6 separate regions of the Homo sapiens genome follow, and regions 2, 3, 4, 5 and 6 are each linked to region 1. Evidence: chromatin contacts called from ENCODE Hi-C or POLR2A ChIA-PET data. All regions are on one chromosome and are shown on one strand. The core of a region is the stretch at or near the end of the contact, and the rest is flanking DNA. Distances in the headings are between cores, read along the strand shown.

Region 1 (3,653 bases), core at 816-3,315:
GACTTTCCAGTCTTTACTGAAAACTTTTAAAAATTTGTATTTAGACAAATTCTAAAAGACCTGTAACACTAGTTTCTTCTTCTCAACTGATTCATAAATATCTTCCAAAATAGTTTGTTGAGTGGAGATGGATAAGACAAATTGATAGTCATTGTGGTGGAGTAGCAGGCAGAAGAAGAAAGCAAAGGGTTAAATAGATTACTATAGTTGGAGCATGAGAACTCTGGTAGTACTGCTGACATTTTCTTTGTGGCATTGACAGGTTTGCTGCCAGTGCACAAAGATGTTGCTTAAGCATTGGAACCATACCTTGGCTTTTAGGTAATACAACGGAGTTCTAACCAGAGCCTTAGATGAGGGTTCTGAGGCTAGATGTATATCCACAGTCTTTTGTTTCTTGAATTAAGAAATGTATTATTACCAAAAAGCTCACTGTTTTTTTTTTTTTTAAACTTTGCTCTGGGTGATCCAGGGACCTGTTTAAGGGATTGAAATATCAAAAGGGCTTTTAGGTGAGAAATACTCTGCTTAGTTAAATGTGACATTTTTCAGCTTCTCTGAGGCAAGTGAAAAAAGGCACTTTTCCCCGTAAGAAGAACTGAAAGCCTTATGCTCACTTAATCATATAACCAGCCATAGAAGGTTAATTCCGCTAAGAAAATAGGACTTTTTTTCACTCATTCCAAAATAAATTTGATCTTTTACTTTGTGCTGTGGTCTAAAAGTGTTGGGTATGTAAAATCTAGTTCTAGCTTCAAGAAACTTACAGCCCAGTGGGAAAATACAGAAAATCATAAAATATCAAAGAATATTTCTTTACAGTGAGTAGCTCAAAGAGTAAGAGGTTAATGCATGTCTCCAAGTCTGTCTAGGGGGGATAAAAAAGGCTTTCCTGAAGAGGTAGCATCTAAACAGAGACGTGGTGGGGATTCTATGCAGAGTAACCAAAGTGTGCAAAAGATTTGAGAATCTTGGCCCAGTTGAGGAACTACCTGTTGAGCCTGTTGGGAGTGTATAGGGCTGGAAGGACGGCTAAGACCAGACACATGAACAGCAGTCAGCAGGCTAAGACCAGACACATGAACAGCAGTCAGCACTCCAGGAATTCTGTGTGCCATGTACGTTTTTGATACTACTCTACTCTAGAGCCATTATAGAGTTCTGATTACTCCACATTTGACTAAAGATACCATTTAAGGCTGTTTAAAGCAAATGCCCAGGTAATAAATTCTCAGAAACATCATCCCTCTCTAATCAAGTCTCTCTTGTCAGACATGGCGCATTAATTCATAGAATGAATCGTTCGTAAGTCAAACGCGCGGCTGTTAAAGCTAGGGAATTCCTAGCCGTCTCAGGTGGGTCATGGGAGGAGGTGGGCCAGCAGTTTCTTACGTCCAGGCTCATAGTCGGATAGTTGAGCCTTACATTCCTCCTCTACCCCTCCACAATAAACTGAGGGTTATGGAGGCAACGGATGCGGAGGGCTTTTAGGGGCCAAGCATATTACACAAGGAATTGAATTGCTTATTACCAGAGAGGCTGACCTTTGGGGCTTTACAGTCAAGAATTTTGTTATCTCTCTCCTCCCACCTCAACCTAATTCTTTGCAATTTTTTTCAGCCTTATGTTCCCCAGGATTCCCTTTTCATACTTCCTGCTTTTTTCCTCCTCTTTCCTCGCTTCGTGCAGTGCTGGCGCCTGGGGCCTGGGGCTGCACGGGGCACGCACCCGGGCTATTGCTTTGCTAACAATTCCATCCTTCTCTTTCCGTCATTCCCTGCCAGGTGCTGAGTTTCTCCCTCCCTCTCGGCTCGGTCCCTCCCGCGGCTCGCCCCGGGGCGGGCGTCTCCAGGAACTCCAGGCGGACGCGGCCACGAGCCACTGCCACGTCGCCGCCGCCAGCAGTCCAGCGCCTGCGTGGGCTCGGGGGGCGGGGCAGCGCTGGGAGGCGGGACTTGCGCGTGAGCGGCGCGTGAGCGGTTCAATGGAGCCTACGGGCGGCGGCGCGCTGCGCGCCGAGGGGCGGGGCCCGGCGGCGGTTGCTGGCGGAGCCCGGGAGGCGGAGAAGGCTGTCGTTGCCTTGGCCGTCGCATCCCCGAGGGAGTCGTGTCGGCGCCACCCCGGCCCCCGAGCCCGCAGATTGCCCACCGAAGCTCGTGTGTGCACCCCCGATCCCGCCAGCCACTCGCCCCTGGCCTCGCGGGCCGTGTCTCCGGCATCATGTGTGGTAAGGGGGCCGGGAGCGGGGGGCGTGTTGCCGGGTGGCGCTGGGGTGCGGTGCGGGTGCCGCTAAGGCCCAAGGCGACGGGCGGAAGCGGGAGTGTGGAGGGTGCGAAGTCTGGGTGATGGGCAAGGGGCGCCCAGTGGTGGCTGCGGGGGCGGGGGCCGGCATCCACGGGCGGGAGAGGGGGTGGCGGCCGGGAGAAAGGCACCTGAGAGGAAGGCGGGCCCCCTTTGCCGGGGGCTAGCGGGCGCCTTGGCGCGGAGAAGGAACCGAAAGGGGAGAGAAACGCCTTTATTGAAAAAGGAGGAGAGAGCTGAGGGAATTGAGGTGTGGAGGGGGTTGCCTTCAAAAGGGCCCACCAGGTGAGTGAGGAAACCTGTGGAACCTCGGGCGAGGTCTCTTGAACTTACCTTGCATTTTTCTAAAAATCTTTAAAAAAATATTTTACTTGTTTCTGGGGAGGCCCAATAGAAAACAGACCCTAGCTAGAGCCACGGTAGTGCCATTAAACGTGATACTTCCTGCCATCCCTTGTCTCAACAGAAACCATTGCTAATCAATAACTTGGTTCATGGGCTTAGACCTGATCCTCTGGTGGAAGAGGCCTTCAAATGTCTGTGGCGATAGGTTATACATAATTTATCATTTGCGTGTGCACCCATTAAAAATGCCAGCTCTGAAAAATATCAGTTATACCTTGGATGTATACCCCTTTAGAATACCAACTATGAAAAATATCATTTATCCCTTGCATGTGCATCCATTAAAAATACTAGCTATGGAAAGTTGAGCAAATATCTTTCCTAGAGCCTTAAAAAATTAAGGTTAGGCCCTTTTATTCCATGTTTTGAGAGTCGTTTATTATGACCTAAGTGTTAGTGAAAGAGACTTTGAGAATCGTGTCTGACATGACTGATATCTTCTAAAATTGGTGTTAATTTGGCTATTGCCAGTAAAAATAATTGTATTCTTACCTTTCTTATTGAAATTTACAACCGACTTTATCCCTGGAAGAAAGTACACTTTTTTTTTTTTTTTTTAAAGGGAAGTACCATTGTAAGAGAATTGAAAACTCTCTGGGAGACTTCTTATTTGCAGCCTTTTACACGAAGGAACTGAACAGGAGGTGGATTGTACTCGTTAGTGTATATATTTCCTGTATTTAACTTTATGCTCATTTCAGCTTCTGAAAATGAGGAGCAGGTTTAAATTTAGAGTAGATTAAAAAAAAACCCACATAAAAACAGAAACACCTATAAATAGCTTACTGAAATTATTAGAGTAGAGCTGACTTCAGAATCAGACTTTTGCAGTGTCTACTTAGTAGAATGGTTTTGCATTTAGTTTGGAGCTGTGAAGTAGTGAATTTGCAAACTGGTCAATCTCCAGTGTGCTTCATTTGGTAGTTAACTGTTCCTGAATGATGAGG
Region 2 (3,653 bases), core at 580-3,079, 800 kb before region 1:
GCTGAGATCATGCCACTGCACTCCAGCTTGGGCAACAGAGGGAGACTCCTTCTCAAAAAAAAAAAAAAAAAAAAAAAAATAGAGTTAAGCTTTGTCTAAGGACTCGAAGTCAGTACAAAGGAATGCTTACATTATAAGGGTGGGGCATCTGCTTTTTATCATGTGGTGCTATACCTGATTCAGGCTGGAAAGTAAGCCACACGATACAGGGTTAATTTAAAAACTCATTTAAAAAGATGTTATGGTTTGTAGGGTGTGGCTTAATTCTTGCCTTGCATGGCCTTTGGTCTTGTTTATTATTTGGTATTCTATTGCTACAGAGAGTCTGTTCTGCCATTCTTATAATTTCTCTTTTAACATTAATGGTGGTCAGTTGTGCCTAAACTCCAAAAGAGGGAGTATAAGGAGGCATGTCCGACCTCCCTTTCCACCCAGGAGAATTCAGAATTCAGTTTAACATCCCCTTGGCCAAGGGGTGAGGGTTCATTCAGTTGGCTGTGGGGCATGGGATTTTATTTTTAGTTTACATAATAAATGGAAAGAAAACTAAAAAGTCTTCTGGAAAAATTGTGTCCCTCTCCCTCTCTTTCCAGTTTAAGAACTAATACTACAAACATTAGTCCTGGAATGTTCCATTTCTCTTTTTTTATTTTATTTATTTATTTTTTAGACGGAGTCGCTCTGTCGCCAGGCTGGAGTGCAGTGGCGCGATCTCAGCTCACTGCAACCTCAGCCTCCCAGGTTCAAGCGATTCTCCTGCCTTAGTGCCCCGAGTAGCTGGGACTACCCGCACGCGCTACCACGCCCAGCTAACTTTTTTTTTTTGTATTAGTAGAGAGACAGGGTTTCACCATGTTGGCCAGGATGGTCTCGATCTCTTGACCTTGTGATCCGCCCGCCTCGGCCTCCCAAAGTGCTGGGATTACAGCCGTGAGCCACGACGCCCGGCCGGAACGTTCCACTTCTCTTATAAATAGTTGACTAAGGTTTCCCAATAGTAAATTAACCTGCTACCACTAGTAAGTAGCCAGACTAGGGTCAGGAGAGCAGAAAACCTCATTCCAGGGTTTTCCAACACAGTGGCCTCACCATGAACACATTGCACTCGGGAGCTATCTTCAATCATGAACGATGAGCATTTAGATTTATTCCGTGATTCCAAGGACCAGAACTAAGATATACAGGAAGCTCTTTTTTATCTCATTTTAAGAGAAAACGTTCAAGTGTAGTTCAAAGTGTACTTAAGGGAGAAAAAGTTAACTTGTCATAAACATACATGTGATAGAGGTGAATACTCAGGTGGGCAAGAACCTCCAAACAAACTCCAAATTCGCAGCTGACATCTGCTAATAATGTAGAAAATCTCGGGCGATTTTTTTTTTAATTTTCATTTTTTGTAAGGACAGGGTCTCGCTATGTCGCTCAGGCTGGTCTCGAACTCCTAGCCTCAAGAGATCCTCCGCCTCAGCCTCCCAAAGTGCTGGGATTACAAGCGTGAGCCACCACGTCCAGCAACTCAAGTCATTTTTGCATCAATTACCAGCAAAAGTCTATTCAGAAATAGGACTCTCTCAGGCCAGAAGGGAGTCAAGACGAGCCTTGGAGGTGAGCGCCCAGTAAGATAGGCCAGAAGCACTCCAACTCCAAGGCAGAGCCTGAGCTTTACAGCCGCTAGGTCGGCGTATGTTCTACCACCGCATTCCCCCAGTGTCTCAGCGGTCTCTGAAGGAGAGAACTAAAACTCCCATAAGACAACGCGAGCTCAGGTGGGCGGCCACTTGCCGCGCGTGGGCGGCTCTGACCAATAACGATTGTCGTTACAGCGAACAGTTTGGCCCCGTTTGTAAAAGGCCGCGGCAGGCGAAGAGAGAAGAGGTGAGGGCGGTCGTCAGCTAAGGGCCCCGGGGCTCGCGGGGGGTGCGCAGGGCAGGTAAGGGGGTAGTGCTGAGCAAGGACCGGGGCGGCGGTGGGGCAGGGGTGTAGAGCTCGGGTTCCCAGCGGAAAGCATGTCCAAGGAGCGGCTGCCGGCGAGGTGATGCTTCTGCCTGGGCCTACTTGGGACCGGAAGTGAGCGCTCGCGCGGGGAGGATGCCGGGAAGCAGGTCCCAGGGGATATGTGTGTGTCGCTGCAGACCCATCCCGGAAGCCGGCCGGGAGGTGAGCGTCCCGGAGTCGGGCGGCCGCTCCGTTGACTGCAGGGCCCCGGCGGTCTTCCTCCGCTGTTCCGAGGCCGTTGAGGGCTGATGTGCTCCATCCTCCCACTTGTGGTTTGGCAAGCCATCCAGCCGACTACAAACCCACGTTTGTGAGTTACCTGCTGGCTGTGACGCTTCCGTCAAATCTGAGTAACAGTTTCCTCATCTCTAAGATGGGTAACATAGTATCTACCTCACAGGATCGTGTGGGCAGTACATGCATAGAAAGGATTTAACACGCAGTGTACTCAGCTAGTTTTATTATTTATCCGTAATGATCATTTGTTCTTTTCCCCTAACTGTGCCTCACAAGCATGAAACAGAATCCACCAAACATTTAGGTCTGGGTAGTGGTTGGATGGAAACCCATCGCGGGTTAACGCTTCCAACACCAGTCCCTTGACACTCTCCCGCCGAGGAGGCTGATTTGTAAACTTGCTGAGAAGAGAATACCCAGCAGATCTTTCAGGTTTCAAATCCACGTTCTTTACAAGTTGTGTTAATTGTTTGTATATGCTTTCGATATAGAGTCTCTAGGAAGTAATACTAGTACATGTTTTAAAATTCAAATACTGCCAAACAGTGAGATGTAAGTCTCCCTCCTAACTTCTGTTTCCCAAATCCCATGTCGTTTCTTCTGATGCAATAGACATTGTATGTGTGTGTGTCTAGATAGATACATATGTGTATCTCTCGTCTTTTTTTTTTTCTTTTAAAAGAGTAAAACCAAGAATAGCATATTACAAAGTGCTGCACTTTTTTCACTCCACAGTGTATCTTTTTTTTTTTTTAAGAGACAGGGTCTCACTATGTTGCCCAGGCTGGTCTTGAACTCCTGAGCTCAGTGATCCTCCCGCCTCAGCCTCCCAAAGTGCTGGGATTACAGGCGTGAGCCACCACGTCCAGCTACTCAGGCCATTTTTTTTTTTTTTTTTTTGAGACGGAGTCTCGCTGTCGCCCAGGCTGGAGTGCAGTGGCACGATCTCGGCTCACTGCAGGCTCCACCCCCCAGGGTTCACGCCATTCTCCTGCCTCAGCCTCCCTAGTAGCTGGGACTACAGGCGCCCGCCACCTCGCCCAGCTAATTTTTTGTATTTTTAGTAGAGACAGGGTTTCACTGTGTTAGCCAGGATGGTCTCGATCTCCTGACCTTGTGATCTGCCCGCCTCGGCCTCCCAAAGTGCTGGGATTACAGGCGTGAGCCACCGCGCCCGGCCCATTTTTTTTTTTTTTTTTTTTTTTTTTTGAGATGGAGTTTCTCTCTTGTTCCCCAGGCTGGAGTGCAATGGCACGATCTTGGCTCACCGCAACCTCTGGCTCCCGGGTTCAAGCGATCCTCCTGCCTCAGCCTCCGGAGTAGCTGGGATTACAGGCATACGTCACCACGCCCGGCTAATTTTGTATTTTTAGTAGAGATAGGGTTTCTCCATGTTGTTCAGGCTGGTCAGGAACTCCCGA
Region 3 (3,653 bases), core at 630-3,129, 750 kb before region 1:
CCTTTTCCCCCCACGTTTTCTATAATTAACAATATTAACTTGATAGGTTTGAAAACAGTCAAAGTAAAATAAACGGCATGAAATCAAGCTTCCACCCGCTCCGCTGAGAGTAGGAGAAGAGAAAGAGAAACGCGCCGACCGCGCCTGGCTGGGGCTGGTCACGCGGCAGCCGCCCCCACGCCTCCGCCAGATGACGTAAGTCACGTTCTCCACTCGCCCGCGCCGCCGCTTCCGGGGGGCTCGGCTGCTTTGCTTCCACCAGGCGGCGCCGCAGGACGCTCAGTTGCCAATGCCTCCTGCGCAGCCGCCCTGGCGCACGGGACACGTCACCACCTTCGCGTCTTTTCTGGAGAGCGCGGGAATGAGAGCGCCGGAGGGTGGTGACGTCACCGGGGTTCCCTGCGTGGCTCGCAGGGGCGGGGCCAGGTACGTGGCGCGCTGCGGCCCGCCCGGGGATCGGGAGGGGAAGGAGAACAGAGAGGGGGAGGGGAAGGAGGGGGAGGGGAAACCAGCGGGACGGGGAGGGGCGAGGTGGGTGGTGCCGATGCCTAGTCTAGCCAGGGCTGACCGGGCCGCGCCCGCCTCGTGACCACTGTGGGGCTGCGCTGCGGGAAAGGTGCTGACGAGGCGGGCGCGCGAGCTCGGCGGGGAGGGGTGCGGCCGGTCGGCGGCTGGCCGGTCCCCGACTTCCCGGCACCCTGGGCGACCGCTCCCTCGTGCGAGCGGGACCACGCCTGGACCGGGGCCCGCAGGTTTTACAGGGCAGCGGGGGGGATTTGGGGCACGTGGGGTCGGGCCGCACCCCGACCTCGAGACGGCGCGGCGCTGCGAGCAAAGAGCCGTCGCGCCCGGAGCCAGGCCCCGCCCTACCTGGGATCCCGTCGCCCTCCCGTCCCCGGGCCTACACCCGCCCCACCTGGGATCCAGTAGCCCTCCCGCCCCCGGGCCTACACCCGCCCCGGTCAGCTCCGGCCAGGTCGGGGAGGAGGAGGGCACGCGCCGGGAGGACCGCGACTGGCCGCCTGGAGCCCGTGGCTCAGGCTTTCCCAGCCGCTGTTTTCCCCTTTGTACATCGGGATCCGCTTCGCACACTTAGTTTCTGCCTAGCACATGCTGGGTGTTGTGTCCAGATACACTAATTCTTTTTCCCCTTCTTCCCCGCCAGTCACTAGAGCCGGTCTGGAAGGGCACTAACGCCTGGGTAGTCCTTCAAACAAAAAGCGTTGTGTGTCTTGCTTACTGGCCGTTAATAGAAGTTTCCCCTTGAGAGTGGCTTTGGTTAGGAAAAAGGTGGCAAAGGGCCCATCCCTGAACTGATTAGTTGAGCCTGGGACCTGATCAGAATTGAGGGGAGGAGTGTTACCAGAATTTTCTCTGTGCCCCGCACTTGCATAAGTGCTTATGGCTAGGAGCCCTGTGTAGGGCACACATTACCTTGGGGCGCCCTTCGCTTCTTTCTCCTCTTGCTGCCCCTTCCCGGAATCTCTCACCTCATGACGTGACTATGGTCAAGTCATCGTTTCTGGGATGGCCTGACCCCTGGGGACACGCCAGCCTCCAGGAGCTTATATGAGGCTGGTTTACCAGAGTAGACAGTGTAAGGCCCTGTCCTGGAAGGAGGAACATGAATATGTCCTGAAGTGCTTGTGTCATGTGTCAGGGGTTGTGCTAGGCTTTTCACATGAGTGATCTCATTTGATTCCCACAGCGGTCCTGTGAGCTAGGGGGAATCATCATCCCTCTATGTAGTTGAGGAAACTGGTTCCGCCGGTTTAAGCAACTTACCTCACATTTCACAGTAGGGAGGTGATGGTTGTAGGGCTTTGGCAAGAAAGTGTCAGTACCTGGTCAGGCCCCTAGGGTGTGAGACGCTCAGGGCCATCCTGGAGGGTATGGGTGAAAGCATGTAACACCGTGGGTTTCCCCCCCTCTGTCACCCCATTCTCTTGGCCACCGCTACCATTTATATCAAGGCAAAACCAGGTTAGGTGGCAGATGGATAGTGTTCGAGGCAGAAGAAGCCCCAGAGGGCAAAGACAGGGCAATTCCTTCTACCCCTCACCCCACACACACTTTGCTTTGGTCATGGATGGGTTAATGGAAGGACTCCTGTGTATCAGACTTGGGTCTTTTTTAGCACCATCTGGCAGAAGTCACCTCTCCTCACACTTGCTGCTTCTACAAAACATTGTTCACTTGGCAGTCAGCAGTGCAAAAGGCAGAAGTGTGGTGCGTGTGTGATTTGGATTCAGTGGACCCCAGAGACAATTGTGTTGTTTGCATTATGTTGCGATTGACAGCCCATAGACACTGCTGTGTTGTATGTGGAACCACAAAAGACGAGAAAGGCAACAAAAGCAGACGTTCCCTCTCCTTTTAAAATTATCTTGTCGCTGGGCACGGTGTCTCATGCCTGTAATCCCAGCACTTTGGGAGGCCGAGGCAGACGGATCACGAGGTCAAGATCGAGACCATCCTGGCAAACATAATGAAACCCCGTCTCTACTGAAAATACAAAAATCAGCTGGACGTGGTGGCGCGTGCCTGTAGTCCCAGCTATTCAGGAGGCTGAGGCAGGAGAATCGCTTGAACCAGGGAGGCGGAGATTACAGTGAGCCGAGATTGCGCCACTGCACTGCAGCCTGGCAACAGAGCGAGACTCTGTCTCCAAAAAAAAAAAAACAACTTGCCTGCAGGATTGGATAGAGAAATTCCCAGGAGAAAGCAAACAAATAAGGGTGCAGGCATTTGTCCTTCAAAACAGGCGGGCAGATCACAAGGTCAGGAGCCAAGACCACGCCATTGCCCTCCATCTTGGGCGAGTGAGACTCCGTCTCAAATAAAACAAACAAAAAATCCCCAGGGCTTTGTAGGTAGACGCTTTTTGGCTTTGAACAAGGCAGGTAGCTTCAGTGTTTCAGATCAAGGAGTGGATGTAGGTTGAAGTGGGCAAATCACTTGAGGTCAGAAGTTTGAGACCAGCGTGGCCAACATGGTGAAACCCTGTCTTTACTAAGAATAAAAACATTAGCTGGGTGTGGTGGCACACACTTGTAATCCCAACTACTCCGGAGGCTGAGGTGGGAGGATGGAGGATTGCTCGAACCGGAAGGCGGGGGTTGCAGTGAGCCAAGATCGCACCACTGCACTCCAGCCTGAGCAACAGAGCAGGACTCCATCTCAGAAAAAAAAAAACAAAAACGAGTGGTTGAGCCTGATTGACCCAGGGACACGTTTTGTTTGTTTGTTTGTTTTTTGTTTTGTTTTGTTTTGTTTTAGATCAAGGACCCTCTCTGTTGCCCAGGCTAAGTGCAGTCGCACAATTATAGCTCAGTTAACCTCAAACTCCTGGGGTCAAGCCACCATCCCACCTCAGCGTCCTGAGTAGCTAGGACCACAACAAGCACATGCCACGGCGCCCGGCTAATTTTTAAAATTTTCTGTAGAGATGGGGTCTCGATACGCTACCCAGCCTGGTCTGGAATTCTTGGCCTTGAGTGATCCTCTCGCCTCAGCCTCCCAAAGCACTAGGATTACAGGCATGAGCCACAGCACCTGGCCCAGGGACACTTTAAACAGGGAGTGAGGCCAGGGGAGGTGGCTCATGCCTGTAATCCCAGCAATTTGGGAGGCTGAGGTGGGAGGATCCCTTG
Region 4 (3,653 bases), core at 472-2,971, 730 kb before region 1:
AGGCTAGAATTACAATTCCATTCCTCCCCAGCCACGCCCCATCTCTTGCTCCCTGTGCTAGCGCTTTCCCCAATCAGCCACACTTTCCTTTCCCATTCACTGAGCCTGTGGAAAGCCCTCTTATTCTGAATATCTAGATCCTATTCACCTTTGAAGACCCGACTTGGCCACGTTTCTTCCCAAAGCCTACTGCATGCCCTTTGTGGGAGGAACTGCTCTGTCCTTGCAACGCCACTGTGTGTAGTACTTTCTCTGTATCTTACCAGTGGCATCGCCCACTCTGCCTGGGGTGCTGTTCCATACTTGCCCTTCTTCCAGTGCCATCTATGTGTGTGGTAAGACCTCAGCATAGCACTTTGCCCACGGTAAAGGATATGGTTTCGGGAGTCCCAAGACCCGGGTCCACGTCCCAGCTCTGACACTAAATGTGTTATCTTGAACATGTCACATGGCCTTTCTGAGCTTAATTTCCCCAAATGTAAAATGGAAATAGTAACTTATTTCATAGTGTTGCTGTGTTGATTAGATGAGACATTATATAAGAAAATGCTTTGTGAACTGTAAAGCTATTTACACACATAAATAATAGTAAAGATAGATATTATTCAGATGCTGGCAAGAGGGATATTCTTTGCAAAACAGAATTAAAAAAAAAAAAGAAAAGAAGGCATGGTGGCTCATCTCTATAAACCCAACACTTAGCACTTAGGGAGGTCGAGGCGAGAGGATCACTTGAGCCCAGGAGTTCAAAACCAGCCTGGGCAACATAGCAAGACTCCCGTCTCTACAAAAATAAAATTAGCCTGGCATGGTGGCATGCGCCATTAATCCTAGCTATTTGGGAGCCTGAGCCCAGGAATTTGAGGTTACAGTGAATTATGATCATCCCACTGCACTGCAGCCTGAGTTGCAGAGCATCTCTTGAAAAAAAAAACAAAAATGTGGGAAAACTGTGGAAAATGAAAAAGACTTCTTGGTTGCCATCTCCAAATTTGGGGACTGATTCCTAATTATTCCTTTTAGATCAATTACCAGGTGATGTTAAATATACTGTAATAGTAAAAGCTAGAAATAATCTAACTTTTGAACAGTTGGAGGATGATGAAGTTATGGGTAATGGGAATAATATGTTATCATCAAAGTTAAATTTCTGAAGAATATTTAATGACATGGGAAACCAGTCATAATATAACATGAAAGCTAAAAAAGCAAGGTACTAAATAGTGGTGGAGAGGAGGTGTAAGAAGAGACTTTTCTCACCACCCTTCACAGCTTTCTGTTTGGCCCCTGAGTGGGGTGTCTGATGCCAGAGAACGTGGGACATATTCTAAGGCCTTAGTCTTACACAAATAGCTCACTCCCTGCCTCCCAAGAGACAGGGATTCAGAACAGGTGAACCAGGAGCCTAGAGCCTCAGGGGAGACCAAGGACTGTCCCAGATCCAGGCCCTGATTCTGTGGCCCAATGGCCTGACAATCTAAGGTCCTCTGTCTACCACTTCTTCCAGCCGGACTGTGGACCTCAAACATAACCTCTCACTTCCTGCTTTGACACTGTTTCCAGAGTGGGTTTATAGGAAAGACCTCCTCCAAAAAAGCAGGCTCCAACTACCAACACTAGAGAACTAAGCTCTAGCCAGGTGCAGTGGCTCACGCCTAATCCCAGCACTTTGGGAGGCCGAGGGGGGCAGATCACTTGAGGTCAGGAATTCAAGAGCAGCCTGGCCAACATGGCAAATCCCTGTCTCTACTTTTAAAAATACAAAAATTAGCCGAGCGTGCTGGTGTGTGCCTGTAATCCCAGCTACTTGGGAGGCTGAGGCATGAGAATTGCTTGAACCCAGGAGGCAGAGGTTGTAGTGAGCTGAGATCACACCACTACACTCCAGCCCAGGCAAGGCAACAGAGCGAGACACCGCCTCAAAAAAAAAAAAAAGAAAAGAAAAGAAAAAGAGAGAACTAAGTTCCAAAAAGAGGGGCCATGTGGGCCACAGGAGAGGACAAAAATGAGCTGTCACTGGTGGTTGGGGAAGTGCAAGGGGCTCCAGAGAGAAGGTGACATTTATGCTGGTCATGGGATGGTATTTGGCAAGTGGAGATATGATCATTAAAAGAAAGTTGTATTGTTATTATCTTACATTTCATAGTTCAGGATGGGGGAGGGGAGATGTTTTGTTTAAAATACCCTTTCTCCTCTTTTTTTTTTTTTGAGATGGAGTCTTGCACTGTCACCCAGGCTGGAGTGCAGTGGCCCGATCTCGGCTCACTGCAAGCTCTGCCTCCCGGGTTCACACCATTCTCCTGCCTCAGTCTCGCAAGTAGCTGGGACTACAGGTGCCCGCCACCACGCCTGGCTAATTTTTTTTGTATTTTTAGTAGAGACGGGGTTTCACCATGTTAGCCAGGATGGTTTCCATCTCCTGACCTCGTGATCCACCCACCTCGGCCTCCCAAACTGCTGGGATTACAGGCATGAGCCACTGCACCCGGCCCCCTTTCTCCTCTTATTAAAACTTTTATTGTAGAAAATGTGGAAAATAAAGATAAGAATATTAAAACATAAATAAATAAAGATAAGAATAAAAGTTTCCAGGCCAGGTGCAGTGGCTTACGCCTTTAATCCTAGCACTTTGGGAGGCCAAGGCGGGCGGATCACCTGAGGTCGGGAGTTCGAGACCAGCCTGACCAAAATGGAGAAACCCTGTCTCTACTAAAAATACAAAATTAGCCAGATGTGGTGGCTCACGCCTGTAATCCCAGCTACTTGGGAGGCTGAGGCAGGAGAATTGCTTGAACCTGGGAGGCAGAGGTTGCGGTGAGCTGAGATTGCGCCATTGTACTCTAGCCTGGGCGACAGAGCGAGACTCTGCCTCAAACAAAAAAAAGGAATAAAAGTTTCCTATAACCTCACCATCTAGAGCAGTGGTTCTTAACCCTGGCTGCACATTAGTGTCTCCTGGGGAGTGTTTAGGAAATACCATGAACTTTCTCCACCAATAACTTGAAGGGAAAAAAAAGAAAAGAAATACCATGAACCATCTGCAGAGAATCTGGTTCACGTGGGGCGAGGTGGGCCCCATGTTCTCTCTCTCTCTCTTTTTTTTTTTTTTTTGAGACGGAGTCTTGCTCTGTTGACCAGGCTGGAGTGCAATGGTGCAATCTTGGCTCGCTGCAACCTCTGCCTCACAGGTTCAAGTGATTCTCCTGCCTCAGTCTCCCGAGTAGCTGGGATTACAGATGTGCACCACCACACCCCGCTAATTTTTGTATTTTTAGTAGAGATGGGGTTTCACCATGTCAAACTCCTGACCCCAGTTGATCCACCCACCTTGGCCTCCCAAAGTGCTGGGATTACAAGCGTGAGCCACCATGCCTGGCCTGTTCTCTTGCTCATACACACACACACACACACACACACACACACACACACACACACACAAAATCTCACCCCATCCATTAGCAAATTCTATCAGTCTACCTTCAAAATAGATCCAAGATCTGAACACATGTCACTGTTTCCTCTGCCATCATCCTGGTCCAAGTCACCACCTCCTACCTGGATTATTGCAGTAACCTCCTAAGTGTTGTCCAACTTCTGTCTTCAGCCCCCATACCTGTCCCCTAAGCCTGTCTTCCACATTGCACTCTCTAGAG
Region 5 (3,653 bases), core at 774-3,273, 700 kb before region 1:
CAAAACAAAACTAAAAACAGGGAAAAGCTTATAAAACTAAATATGGATCCCAGCATTAACAGCTGAACAGAGAATGTGATTTTTAAATTCTTAGCGGATGATAAAGTTGTGTAGAAACTGAACACTTACAAATTATTTAAAACCTGGAATCACTGACCAGAAATTACACAGTTGGATCATGGGAGAACAGCAGAAAGGGGTTATTGAGGGAACCTACACTGTTCTAGCTGCACCCCATGCCCTTCTCAGAGGAAAGCCTGGCATTGATTAGATACTGGGCCAGACTAATACTGGCAGCAGAGCCAGTGATAGTAACCTGCCTACCAGAGGAGCCTTCCACTGGGTTGGCAATTTTGATCTGGGCCCCGGACATCTGGCGGATCTCATTAATGTTGGCGCCTTGGCGCCCGATTATGCAGCCAATTAAGTTATTTGGAATGGTGAGTTCATGGGTGGTTTGAGTAGATGCATCCAAACTTGCCCAATAGCCTTTCACCTCTGGAGAGCTGGAGTCAATTCCGGCGAATCCGGTCCCGCCGTGCATCATGGCAAAGTGAGACTGTTGTCTTGCCACCTGGTTCAGCTTGGCCAGATCGAGCGGAGAAATGGTGTGTTGTCCTTGAATCGAGTAGGCATCTAGAGGTGGTCCCTCCAGGTCATGGGTGGCATGGGGGTAGCCCGCAGCGTCGCTGCACCGATCTTGGCCGCCCGCGCAGATGACTGGGGAGCTGGCCGGCATGGGCTGGTACGGAATGGTCATGACTCTCCCTTGCGGAGACTGGGAGAGCGTCTCCAGCATGACCAGGCAAATCTGCTTGACACACTCGGTGACAGACTGCGGCACGCCAGCGATGGTGATGGCCCGCTCGGTGGAGTTGGGCAGCATATCCCCCGCCACCTGGACCTGCGCCCCCGTACTCTCGCGGATCTCTTTGATCTTACACCCGCCTTTCCCAATCAGGGAGCCGCACTGGGTGGCCGGCACCACCAGCCTCAGGGTGACCGGGGGCCTGCTGGCCGCGGTACTGTTGGTCATGGAGCTGTTGATATCTTCCTCCAGCTTGTCGATGATCATAGCGAAAGCCTTAAAGATGGCATTGGTGGGGCCGGTCAGAGTGATGATTCTCTCCGGACAATTCCCCTCCGAGATGTTGATCCGCGCGCCACTCTCCTCGCGGATCCTCTTAACCGACTCCCCTTTCTTCCCAATGATGCTTCCTACTTCCTTTCCGTGCATAAGAAGCCGAATGGTGAGAGTCACATTTAGTCCACTTTCAGTCACACCGGCATCCATGGCGAGCGGCGGGCGGCGTTCGGGGGAGTTGGGCTCGTTACGTGGTCAAGTCTTTGGCGGCTGGCGGGGGGAGGGGAGGTGTAGGCCCAAAACTGCCGGCGCGAGGCGAGCGAGGGCCGCGGGAGCGAGCGGGAGCGGGCGGGAGGCCGCAGCGTAGTCGCAGGGGCGGGCGGCGGCGGCGGAGGGGGCGAGCGGGGCCGGGAGCGGCGGGCGGGCGGGTGGGCGAGGGCGCGGCGGTGGCGACTCCGGCGGCAGCCTCGGCGGTCTGGGCGGGGCGGGAAGCCCGCTTTCAACCCCGCGTACCCTCTGACCCCGGAAGTGCTTGCTGCGCAGGACCCCTTGAAAAAAAATGAGGACCCGTCTTTTTTAGGTCACAAGATTGCGCCAACCCTTACATGGTCCTTAAAAAAAAAACCTTCTGACACTGCAGTAGTGAAAATGAAGCGCACGATGGGCGGAAGCTGTGAGTCCGGCAAAGTTTTAAAATGATGACGTATTTTATTAACTCTAACGGCACTGGCGGGTGACTGAAAATACTAGTGCTGTGTATGCGGGATAGACATTATTTTCCTGCCCTACATGAGGGGCTCGTGCGCGGAACGACATGGGCAGCCCCGGCGGAAACTGCAGGCACAAGCCGGGACGCCGCGGGTTTAAAACATGCGCGTGAGGTGACCAGAGCGCGTGCGCGAGGGTGTGGGGGGATGGGAGGGGCAGCAGCCCTCTTCCGGGGGGGAGGGGCGGCGAGGCGAGGCCTGCGGAGCGGGTGCGCGCGGGCGGGCACGTGGGGCCCTTTCGTCCCCGGCGTCCGGGCGCCCTGCATGGATCCCCCACCCCAGCTCCTGCTCCCCGGCGGCGGCCGGTGGGCAGAAAGACCGAAACCCACTCACGGCCGCCTGCCGAATCGCGGCTCTGCTGTTTGTGGGGCGTGCTAGAAACGTGGTCCTAAAAAGAATGGCGTCCATTTACATAATGCTTTGTTTGCGTTTCGCAAGTTTCTTTCGGTTAAAGCCACAGAAACCCCACCTCCTGCCCTTGTGTCGTTTCCACCGCGGCACCCTTTTCCGACATTAGAAACAATAGTGTACGCCTGTGGAGGCCTCGTTTGTTCAGGGGCTGCCGGCCAGGGCTTCAGGACGTTTCTGCGGCTTTCCCCGCGCGGCCTGGGCTCCCGCGGCTGCTTTTCGGGCCCATGGGCGCAGCCACTGCGCCAGGCTCAAGGGGGGCGGCCCCGTCAGGGCCCGCCATCTTGGAAGGCCTTTTTTGCCGGTTCTTCCCGCTGAGGAAGTGTCGCTCAAGACGCTGGCCTATGAGTTGTGATTTCTGCCTTTTCCCCTTCCTCCTTGGGCTAAGCCAGACCAGAAAGGGCCCCGTGCGCAACGTGCTTCACAATCTCTCAGGGAAAGCGGCTAACGTGGCGCTACTCCGCCTCCCCTGTTCCTTACCCTTGGGGCGGCCGCCATGTTTCCTGAACACAAAATGGCGACACGTGGTTAGCATTCGTCGCCAACGAGAAATTGGGGTCGGCCCGAAAGCTCTAGAATGCACCCCTCTTCCTCCCCGGGGCCTTCCACCTCCGCGAGTTTTATGACTTAAAAAAGCCCACAGGCTGGTCTGAAGGTCGGAGGCCTAATTTTAACGCGTTTTCCTCCCTTTAATTTGAAACGGGAACGCGAATGACTGTAAAATGTGGGCACAATATTTAATCTCTCGCCTTTTTAAAGCTTAATAGTGGATAATAGGGGGGCAGTATCAAGGGATAATTTGGGTCCCCACAGTACCAAAGCATTTAGAAACCTCTGTTTAATTTAAGGAATGAGATAAGTTACTGCTTTTCTAGACTTCCTAGCATGGGCTGTTGTGCTGGAGAGAACGAGAGCTACGAAGAGACTACAGTGCCTCTGACTTTTTCATAGGACAGTTGGCCGGTGAATCTTATTAATAGTTTACCACAATTAAGTGTTCATTTTTAGTCTAGAAGGGACAGGCGTTTATTGTGCATTGGCCAGTGCCAGCACATCCGATGCAAGGCAGTTCACCGTATTCTATCTTTAATTTTTACCATGGTCCTCTGAGGTAGGTGTTCTTATCTCTCTCTCTCTCTCTCTCTTTTAAACAGAGGAAGACAAACATAAAGATGAAGTGCTTAATTCAAGGTCACACAATGTCGGGGATGGACCTCCAGATTTCCTTACTGGTGAGCACATTTTCCAGGTTTTTCTGTAAATCAGGGTTTTGGAATTTAAATACTATTTAAAACGTTTAGGTGAGCTTGTCATTTAAATGAGCCCTTCAGGTAATCTTTTGTTGTGCAGTCAGCCCCTTTTTGTATCAGGCAGCTCCCAGCTTTTCCTGATAA
Region 6 (3,653 bases), core at 548-3,047, 680 kb before region 1:
GGCATGAGCCACCATGCCCTGCAAAAAATTATTATTTTTGTTTTTATTTTATTTTATTTCATTTTATTTTTGAGACGAAATCTTGCTCTGTCGCCCAGGACAGAGTGCAGTGGCACAATATTGGCTTACTGCAACCTCTGCCTCCTGAGTTCAAGTGATTCTCCTGCCTCAGCCTCCCCAGTAGCTGGGAGTACAGGCACTCACCATCATGCCTGGCTAATTTTTTTATTTTTAGTAGAGACAGGTTTCATCATGTTGGCTAGGCTGGTCTCAAACTCCTGACCTCAAGTGATCCTCCCGCCTCGGCCTCCCAAAGTGCTGGGATTACAGGCGTGAGCCACTGCGCCCAGCCACCTGGCCTTTTTTTATTTTTAAGAGATAGGGTCTTGCTTTGTCACCCAGGCTAGAGTGCAGTGGTGTGATCATAGCTTACTGTAGCCTTGAACTCCTGGGCTCAAGTGATCCCCCTGCCTCAGTCTTCTGAGTAGCTGGGACTACTGTGTGCCACCACACCAGGCTAATTCTAAAAATTTTCTGTAGAGGCTGGGTGCAGTGGCTCACACCTGTAATCCCAGCACTTTGGGAGGCCGAGGTGGGTGGATCACTTGAGGCCAGGAGTTTGAGACCAGACTGGCCAATGTGGCGAAACCCCATCTCTACTAAAAATACAAAAGTTAGCTGGGCATGGTGGTTCACATCTGTGATCCTACCTACTCGGGAGGCTGAGGCATGAGAATTGCTTGAACCCAGGAGGCAGAGGTAGCAGTGAGCTGAGATCGTGCCACTGCACTCCAGCCTGGGCAATAGAGCGAGACTCTTTCTCATAAAAAAAAAAAAGAAAGAAAAATTTTTGTAGAGACTGGGTCTCGCTATGTTGCCTGGGTTGGTCTTGGACTCCTGACCTCAATCAGTCCTCCCGCCTTGGCCTCCCAAAGTGCTGGGATTACAGGCATGAGCCACTGTGCCCTGCTGAAAATTATTTCTTGTTTTGAATTGAAATCTAATTGAGACTTCTCATTAATTTAATTTTTGTTTTTATTTATTTATATTTGAGACGGAGTCCCACTCTGTCACCCAGGCTGGAGTGCAGTGGCACGATATCGGCTCACTGCAACCTCCACCTCCTGGGTTCAAGTGATTCTTCTGCCTTGGCCTCCTGAGTAGCTGGGATTACAGGTGTGTGCCACTACGCCTGGCTAATTTTTATATTTTTAGTAGAGATGGGGTTTCACCATGTTGGCCAAGCTGGTCTGGAACTCCTGACCTCAGGTGATCCTCCCACCTCAGCCTCCCAAAGTGCTGGGATTACAGGCGTGAGGCACTGTGCCCGGCCTAATTTTAGACCAGTACCCCGGAACTATACAGAATAAATGTAATACATCTTCCACATGCAAACTCATGAACCTTTGAAGACAGTCTTCCTATGTGTAAGACATATTTGCAGTTTATCCTAATACCTAAACTTGCTTTCAGTTCAGATCATTCTGCACAGAAACAATTTCTACTTCTCCCTACTTTGTAAATGCAGTCTGACAAATCTGTGCTTCACTTAGGATTATTTAGTTACAAGGTGAGTATGCTTTCCTTTCCTCCTTGAAGAATGAATTGATGGTGAGCTAAGTCTTTACAATTGTCTGTGAGTTTGGAGGGTTTGCAGTCTCCTACTCTTGTAATCATTAGGAGGTCAGGCTGCTGCCCTGCTGCATACGCCATCAGAGCTCACAAAATGGCTGGAAGTTTATCCGGGCACTTGACAAACTGCATTTACTTCATCAGGCCACTAGGTGATGAACAACTCACAAACCCAGACTGCCAGGGACTGTGGTGTACAGGGCAGTTTCTGTTTATACTTGGAAAGGCCATTCGAAGTCATCTGGTCCAAACTCATTAAAAGGTTTTTGTTGGGGAGGGGAAACATGTTTTTTATATAGTTTGTCTTTCCTGGCTTTGTTACAGTTAAATGTTAATTGCCTGGGACATTTCCTTTTTTTTTTTTTTTTTTTTTTTTTGATACGGAGTCTCACTCTGTCACCCAGGCTGGAGTGCAATGGCACAATCTCGGCTCACTGCAGCCTCCGCCTCCCGGGTTCAAGCGATTCTCCTGCCTCAGCCTCCTACAGGCGTGCGCCACTGTGCCCAGCTAATTTTTGTATTTTATTTTTTTAGTAGAGACAGGATTTTGCACTGTTAGGCTGGTCTCGACCTACTGACCTCATGATCGCCCGCCTTGACCTCCCAAAGTGGTGGGATTACAGGCGTGAGCCACCACTTCCAGCCAAGTAGGACATTTCTTTGAGTGATTTTCTTAGAAGGGGGGCATGAGTGGTACTTTCAAAGTCTTTTTATGTCCAATTTCTTTTTAACCTTCGTGTATGAATGATATTGTGGTTAGGTTTAGAATTCTTGGAATACTAGTCCTAGTCTCGACAAAGTCTAAGTAGCTTTCCAGTGTTTTGAGTTTCTGGTGATACAGATGAGAAGTCCAATGGGATTTTTTTTCCTTGTAAGTAATAATCTGTTCTCTTGTTCTGGAAGTTTGTGAATTTTTATTTATGCTTAGAGTTTCCTGTGGTATGCTTCTGGTATGTCTTTTTTTTTTTTTTTTTTTTTTTTGAGATGGAGTCTTGCTCATGTTACCCAGTCTGGAGTGCAATGGCACGATCCCAGCTCACTGCAACTTCTGCCTCCTGGGTTCAAGCGATTCTTCTGCTTCAGCCTCCCGAGTAGCTGGGATTACAGATGCGTGCCACCACGCCTGGCTCATTTTTGTATTTTTAGTAGAGATGAGGTTTCGCCGTGTTGGCCAGGCTGAGGTGTATGCCTTTTAAAAATAACACTTGTTGGCACTTGATGAGCCTTTTAGACTTAAAAACTTAAAGTCTTTTTTCTGTTCAAGGTTGTTTTATTGCTTCCCTTTCTTTTTTTTTCCAACCTCCTTACTTTATAGAACTCAGAAAGGTGAAGTGACTTGTCCAAGCTCATATAGCTAGTTACAGATGAACCTCAAGCAAATAACCTGACTCCTTTGATGAACTAGACTTTTGTGTATTGAATATTGCTCCATTGAGAGGGCCATTATGAACAACTTAGAAACTTTTTAGTGAGACAGGAATTTTGCCAAGCCTTTGTGGGGAGATGAAGAAGGAAGAAGAGATAAAATTCATTATTTGTGGCCCATTTGAAGGGCTAAAGAATTCGCAAGTTCCCTGGTATCTCAGTTATTGAGCTACCCCGAAGCTCTAAAATGTAATAAAACCAGGAAGTTGCTTGAGCACTTGGAGAATTAGATTTTTAGTAGTCAGGAGTTGGATAAATGTGGTCATGCCCTATTGTAAATATCAAAAACATATAAATGGCATCCGAAGGCTTGGAGACAGACATCATAAACCATGTCTTATCAGTGGTCTGGTTTCTGTTTTGAGTTCCAACCTGGGATGCTTCTGTGGGAACCACCTGTTCCTGGCTCTGTTGATCTTTGGATTTCCCCAGCCCTTCAGTCCCTTTCAGTTTTGAAATGAAACCTACCCCAGAGGGCGAGGTCAGGTTACGAAGAGGACTTTGACAGCTCACCTTGGGTTGTTTTTTTCCCCCAGAGCTGTCTAGTGTGTGACTGTGTGAGGTGTGAGGCTCAGCAGGCTGTGATACAGATTAAT

Evidence for each region. Hi-C counts contacts between places; a loop is a spot of excess contacts on that map. ChIA-PET counts read pairs that join two places held with the same protein, here RNA polymerase II (POLR2A). Pooled maps may share reads with other maps.
Region 2: a map of CD4-positive, alpha-beta memory T cell shows a loop between it and region 1 (7-fold over the local background). The contact joins the promoter of C2orf42 here to the promoter of GFPT1 in region 1. A Hi-C loop is called at or near these places in 1 of 168 maps with a recorded cell type or tissue (CD4-positive, alpha-beta memory T cell), 2 of 37 single-sample maps with no recorded cell type and 12 of 50 pooled maps. POLR2A ChIA-PET finds 5 or more read pairs at or near these places in 1 of 52 experiments (BJ).
Region 3: a loop to region 1 is called in a pooled map, with 11 times the contacts of the local background. The contact joins the enhancer-like site here to the promoter of GFPT1 in region 1. A Hi-C loop is called at or near these places in 1 of 37 single-sample maps with no recorded cell type and 11 of 50 pooled maps. POLR2A ChIA-PET finds 5 or more read pairs at or near these places in 2 of 52 experiments (GM10248 and activated T-cell).
Region 4: a pooled map shows a loop between it and region 1 (3-fold over the local background). The contact joins the enhancer-like site here to the promoter of GFPT1 in region 1. A Hi-C loop is called at or near these places in 2 of 50 pooled maps. POLR2A ChIA-PET finds 5 or more read pairs at or near these places in 5 of 52 experiments (GM10248, K562, PC-9 and 2 more).
Region 5: a map with no recorded cell type shows a loop between it and region 1 (9-fold over the local background). The contact joins the promoter of PCBP1-AS1 here to the promoter of GFPT1 in region 1. A Hi-C loop is called at or near these places in 4 of 37 single-sample maps with no recorded cell type and 10 of 50 pooled maps.
Region 6: a loop to region 1 is called in a pooled map, with 4 times the contacts of the local background. The contact joins the enhancer-like site here to the promoter of GFPT1 in region 1. A Hi-C loop is called at or near these places in 1 of 37 single-sample maps with no recorded cell type and 2 of 50 pooled maps.

Annotation. Positions count from the first base shown.
Region 1 is chr2:69,385,639-69,389,291 of GRCh38, reverse strand. It overlaps GFPT1 (glutamine--fructose-6-phosphate transaminase 1), which reads left to right and starts at 2,065. Exons shown (of 20, transcript NM_001244710.2): 1 at 2,065-2,227. The coding sequence starts at 2,221. RefSeq lists silencers at 1,646-1,755, 1,816-2,485 and an enhancer at 1,714-2,273.
Region 2 is chr2:70,189,195-70,192,847 of GRCh38, reverse strand. It overlaps C2orf42 (chromosome 2 open reading frame 42), which reads left to right and starts at 1,829. Exons shown (of 10, transcript NM_017880.3): 1 at 1,829-1,875. RefSeq lists enhancers at 1,421-1,510, 1,531-1,590, 1,382-1,967, 2,181-2,230, 2,321-2,430.
Region 3 is chr2:70,139,442-70,143,094 of GRCh38, reverse strand. No RefSeq gene overlaps it. Among named protein-coding and RNA genes, the nearest start is that of LINC01816, 16 kb to the right of the region's middle. RefSeq lists enhancers at 1-356, 1,577-2,116 and silencers at 447-1,156, 1,644-1,938. Within about 2 kb of position 1,879, at least 40 of the 41 ENCODE cell types and tissues checked have a DNase peak (open chromatin) inside an H3K27ac peak, as active enhancers do.
Region 4 is chr2:70,119,824-70,123,476 of GRCh38, reverse strand. No RefSeq gene overlaps it. Among named protein-coding and RNA genes, the nearest start is that of LINC01816, 3.7 kb to the left of the region's middle. RefSeq lists enhancers at 1-478, 2,294-2,393. Within about 2 kb of position 1,721, at least 5 of the 41 ENCODE cell types and tissues checked have a DNase peak (open chromatin) inside an H3K27ac peak, as active enhancers do.
Region 5 is chr2:70,085,385-70,089,037 of GRCh38, reverse strand. It overlaps PCBP1-AS1 (PCBP1 antisense RNA 1), which reads left to right and starts at 2,023. Exons shown (of 11, transcript NR_033872.1): 1 at 2,023-2,060; 2 at 3,414-3,491. PCBP1 (poly(rC) binding protein 1) reads right to left here and starts at 1,561. Exons shown (of 1, transcript NM_006196.4): 1 at 1-1,561. The coding sequence starts at 1,294. The coding sequence ends at 224. It also overlaps a transcript of ASPRV1 not described here. RefSeq lists enhancers at 257-423, 495-1,139, 2,345-2,554, 2,595-2,684, 2,825-2,964 and silencers at 1,475-1,534, 1,985-2,134.
Region 6 is chr2:70,069,140-70,072,792 of GRCh38, reverse strand. All of the region lies in intron 4 of PCBP1-AS1 (PCBP1 antisense RNA 1), which reads left to right. It also overlaps a transcript of ASPRV1 not described here. Among named protein-coding and RNA genes, the nearest start is that of PCBP1-AS1, 16 kb to the left of the region's middle. RefSeq lists enhancers at 1,635-1,704, 1,642-1,936, 3,383-3,462. Within about 2 kb of position 1,797, at least 33 of the 41 ENCODE cell types and tissues checked have a DNase peak (open chromatin) inside an H3K27ac peak, as active enhancers do.